2 separate regions of the Mus musculus genome follow, and region 1 is linked to region 2. Evidence: chromatin loops called from intact Hi-C (ENCODE). Cell type or tissue: heart. All regions are shown on one strand.

Evidence for each region. Hi-C counts contacts between places; a loop is a spot of excess contacts. Peaks named below come from ENCODE experiments on the same cell type or tissue, not always from the same donor. Only the 100,000 strongest peaks of a DNase experiment are listed, where the experiment ranks them.
Region 1: a loop joins it to region 2, with 6 times the contacts of the local background. A loop is called at or near these places in 1 of 42 quality-filtered maps.

The regions. Positions count from the first base shown.
Region 1 is chr8:84,653,727-84,656,226 of GRCm38, forward strand. No RefSeq gene overlaps it. Among named protein-coding and RNA genes, the nearest start is that of Ier2, 7.9 kb to the right of the region's middle. In heart, a CTCF peak has its summit at 1,044 (motif pointing right); DNase peaks (open chromatin) are centred at 2,085 and 2,485; H3K4me3 peaks cover 1,619 bases; H3K27ac peaks cover 1,962 bases.
Region 2 is chr8:85,082,387-85,084,886 of GRCm38, forward strand. It overlaps Man2b1 (mannosidase 2, alpha B1), which reads left to right and starts at 883. Exons shown (of 24, transcript NM_010764.2): 1 at 883-1,102; 2 at 2,015-2,117; 3 at 2,255-2,428. The coding sequence starts at 944. In heart, a CTCF peak has its summit at 1,300; DNase peaks (open chromatin) are centred at 865 and 2,413; H3K4me3 peaks cover 1,621 bases; H3K27ac peaks cover 664 bases.

The DNA of each region.
Region 1 (2,500 bases), 430 kb before region 2:
AGAAGGAAAGAACAGTGTTTTCTGAGAGATAGATTGTTGTTGACAAGATCTCATCCTGTAGCTGTTAGAAATATTATTACAGTCCTCTCTCAGTATGAGGGTGATTAGATTTCGTTGTAGTTGCAGATAAGCAGGTGCTGCTACAGCCCCTCGCTCCTCCAGCTGGCAGCTGCTTGTCTCAGGACTCAGAGTCAGAAAATTACAGGGGATATATGCTCATGACTGAACCCTAAATTGTTCACTGGATGAGGCTTTGTGTCCTAGTCAGTGAGATGGATAGAAGGGGACAGGAATTTCTGGACACCAGACTATATTTATTTTACAGGCGTTTAAGTCAAGATCTCACTATGTAGCATTGACTGGATTGGAACTGGCTCTGAAGATCAGGCTGGCCTAAAATTTAGAGATTCACCTGTCTCTGTCTCCTGAGTGGCACCACTGTGCCTCAATAAATAGAATTTTATCATTTATTTATTTATTTCTTTTTTTTTAAAGATTTATTTATTATTATATGTAAGTACACTGAAGCTGTCTTCAGACACTCCAGAAGAGGGAGTCGGATCTCATTACGGATGGCTGTGAGCCACCATGTGGTTGCTGGGATTTGAACTCTGGACCTTCGGAAGAGCAGTCGGGTGCTCTTACCCACTGAGCCATCTCACCAGCCCCTTACTTATTTATTTATTCATGTATTTATTTATTCATGTATGTATTTATTTATTTTTTGGTTTTTCGAGACAGGTTTTCTCTGTATAGCCCTGGCTGTCCTGGAACTCACTTTGTAGACCAGGCTGGCCTCGAACTCAGAAATCCACCTCCCTCTGCCTCCCGAGTGCTGGATTAAAGGCGTGTGCCACCATGCCCGGCTATTTATTTATTTTTGAGACAAGGTCTCTATTATGCAGTTCTGGCTGATCTGGAACTTGCTATGTAGACCAGACTGGTCTTAAACTCATAGAGATCTACTGTGCTGGGATTTTCAAATCATATGCCTATATGTGTCTGTGGGTAGGTTTTTGCAGGCTGTGTAGGTAACCTCGGGGCCCAGAAGAGGGCGACAGACAGATCCCCCTGGAGCTAGAGTTACAGACCGTTTTGGGCTAGCAAGTGACCCCAGCGCATGCCCTCTAGGAGAGCATCTGATGTCCCTCCCCAAGCCATCTTTGGAATCCCTGCTGGCCTTTTGTTCATAAACTGTCTTGGTTTCTCTCTCTAACCTGTGTACTTGGACCTGGGACACAAGAACCTAGATACTTGCCCTTCATGTAGCCTGCAACACTGAGCTTGTATGGATGTGTCACCACTGGGCTTGATGTGTCGTCACCCCTGCCGGCTAAAGTAATAAGGACCAGAACAGCCCCATCAGGCACGTCTCTTTTCCCCTGCCTCAAATTTTCCTGTACTTAATCCTAAAATTTGCTGGGCCTGGTGGCTCATGTCTATAATCTCAGATAAATTTAGGGTTCTAGGTAATTAAATCCCTTCTCCACATGTGGTCACTGTGCAAAGCACCCAGAGACTAGAGAAGTAGAGTGCCCTCCTCTATCACTCTGGCCTTGTTTTCTTGCAACAGTATCACAAGAACTTGAAGCTAGGCTGGCTACCAGTCAGCCCCAGAGATCATCCTGCCTTTTTTTTTTCCCCAGATATACCCTGTTTTTTACATTGTGCTGGGATTTGAACTCATATCAGTATGCTTGCACACTAAGCACGATGGACCGTCTCTAAACCCCTACTCATTAGTTTAATTGGCATATTGAGACAGGTGGCTGAGCCTGGCCTTTTGCAAATAAAAGGTCCCGATTTTTTGCACTAAAACTCAGGCTACAAATCCAGCCCTGTGCATGCACTTGCGTGATTTGCATTCCTGCTCCAAGCTAGGAAGGCAATCCAGTTAACCCAGGACACCTTTGTCCTGAACACTTTCACAAACTAAATATGGAAGAGCACCCTCCACTCCCCAAAGAGGCCAGGGCTTGGAGGGGCTCCCCAAGGGTTAACAGGATACAACTGGCGCCCCACTGGCCAGCCACAGAGGTCTTATTGTTCTCCAGTCTGTCCCCTCCCCCTCTTCCTGGAAGACCCTCCCAGGAGCCCCTTCAAAGGGGCCCGGCGCTCTCTCTAGTCCAACCCTTGGGGAGGGCAAACAGGAAAAGGAAACTCGGCAGCCTGGAGTGGGCTTGGGGAGGCGGGGATGGGGCTTGGGGGGGGGGGGCATGGCTGTCACTTCAGGGTCCTAGGGAGCTGATGAGTTGGAGGAGCACTCTCTCAGTTCCCATCTGGAAGCCAGAAGGTTTTGGTCTGTGGCTTTCAGGTACCTGGGAGAACCTGTCTTCCTTCCCCCACCATACATTTGTGGGTCCGAAAGCTTCGCGCATCCTCTTCGGTCTGACTTCAGATCTTTGCTTCAGACATTTGGAAGCCTTTTCAAATCTGCTGACTCGGTGGGGTGGTCTGGGCTCGTGGGTGGGCTCAGGAAAAGAACTGCGAGCGTCTCTGG
Region 2 (2,500 bases):
CCCTGTGCTGGGGCCCCTGTCTGACTTTTTGAAAAAATGAGTTAATGTTAATATTTCACAAGCCTCGGGTCTAGGGTTAGGCATCAGGGTGATTGTTGGCCCTGATAACCTAACCAATCTAGGTTTTGGTTTTCTTGGTGTGTGTGTGTGTGTGTGTGTGTGTGTGTGTGTGTGTGTGTGTGTATGTATTTGCTTATTTATTCTGAAGTGCTATGTATGAAATTCAGGGCTTTATATAGGTTACACAAGTATTCTACAGAGGTATATTTCTGGGTTTTATTTGTGTATCCTTACATGGCCATGGCAGGCCTGGTATTCATATAGTCCTGTCTCAGCCTTCAACATGCTGACATTACAGCTACATATTAATGTACTAAACCCTGGCCCTGAGTTTTCTTATTAGAGCAACAGAGCAATCACTAGACCAGCGGGAGTTGGGAAGGGTTCTCTCTTCCCTACAAGCTCACAGGCAGCTCAGTCCAGCCTGGGATGGGTGCCTCATCTCTGGCATTCCAGTGGCAGTTTGTTTGAAGTCCCAGTCCTACAAGGCAGATCAGAACTGTTTTCGACCCCAGCTTCTATCCACTCTAGGTCCCTCCAGGACACCAACCCTAAAGAGAGTTGGTACCCTAGAATCCCATCTACACTTTCACTCCTTAGGAAACATTGAAGTCCACTGGGAAAGCAGAATCCTTCGCTCACACTCATACAAAAGCATATCAAAAAAATCTTAGTGCTAAGGTCTCCTGCCAAAAGAGCTCTGGGTGGAATGGGGGTGGGGACAGATCCAGTACTTCCCTGTGCTCAGTCTACTGCCACAGGTCCTTGATGACCCAGGCCCTGCCCCCTTCCTCACCGATTGGCGGTTCGGGTTCTGGGGGCGGAGCATTCTCAGGGATTTAGCTAGGGTAGAGAAAGCCACGGAAGCGGCGTCGCCGGAACCATGGGCACCGGACCGCTCACCTCTGGTGTCCGTGCTGGTGGCGGGAACACCGGGTGGCTCTGGATGAGCTCCTGCAACCTAGGTTCGCCAGTCCTGCCTATTTCCTTTCTTTTTTGGCTGTTGCTGGCCGCGCCTGGCGCTCGGGCCGCGGGTTACAAGGTGGGTGAGCTGGGGCCCGCGGGCGGAAATGTATTTGGGCAGAGTTGAACTAGAGGTATGGGTGACACTGATCCATAGGAAACTGCTGTTGATCTGACGGTGTGGGCTAAGAGCATGCATTGGGTTTCTGAAAAGGTCTGGCGTGAGCCTGAAAACAAGGCTGCACGTGATTTTTTTCGCCTCCCTGTGACTCCAAGTGGCCTGTTTGGACTTTGCATGCACTTTACTGTGGTTGTCGGGTGAAGAATGAGCAGCCACATGAACGCAGGACTCTAAGTTTTGCACAGGTTGTGCTTGCATGGTTCCTCTTGTTGGTGACTGCATCCCCCAAAATCCATTTGGCATGGCTCGGCTGGAAAACCTATCTTGCAAATCTGACGACATCACCTGGCGCCCCTTCTTTTCTTTGCAGAGGTTGACTAGGAGATGTGAGCTGGGCTGCCCATTCCTAGCTTCCCTTTCCCCCAGGATTCTCAGCTTCCTGGCTCCTTCCTGTGCAAGTCACTTCTCAGCACTGTGGCACAGTGTCCTAGCCTGACAATTAGGGCTAATATTGCCCCGTATCTCAGCTGTCTGCAAATGCTTAGCTAACCCCGACAAAAGTTATCCTAAAGTATGTGATCTCTGCTCTATGGGGTTTGTGCAAAGTGGGAGTTGCATCTATAGAGTATATGGGCACTATACTCTGTGTGTCCTTCCTGGGACAGATTATAGCTTTTTGACCTCTCTGCATCACTCCAAAGTTAAGGCCTGTGCTTGTACCATCTCCCTGCCTGCGTGTGAAAGTGGAAGTCAAACCTATGGTCTTGAACATGCCAGGCAAGGGTTCTACCGCAGAGCCCCCAACCTGCCTGCCTCTAGAACTATCGGCTACTGACAGGGAATGTGTATGTTGGGGGGGTCTTTGTGCAGACATGTCCCCCAACGAAGCCAGGCATGCTCAATGTGCACCTGCTGCCTCATACACACGATGATGTAGGCTGGCTGAAGACAGTGGACCAATACTATTACGGCAGTGAGTAGAGAGGGGTGAGGGCCTCTGCAATTTTTTTCACAGATTTGGACATTGGGGTGGGAACAGTGAGTTTTCTGGCCTCTGTAGCAATGCATATCTTCTAGTGGACCTTGACTTCCTGAACTTCATGCCCACAGTCCTGAGTGATGTTCAGCACGCATCTGTTCAGTACATCCTAGACTCAGTAGTCTCCTCTCTACTGGAGAAACCCACCCGTCGCTTCATCTATGTGGAAATGGCTTTCTTCTCCCGTTGGTGGAAGCAGCAGACCAGTGCAACCCAGGACGCTGTACGGAACCTGGTGCGCCAGGGTGAGCCTAACCCAAGAAGTGAAAAGAGGAAGCCCAGCCCAGCTTGTACTTCTGCAAACCCGACCTCTCAGA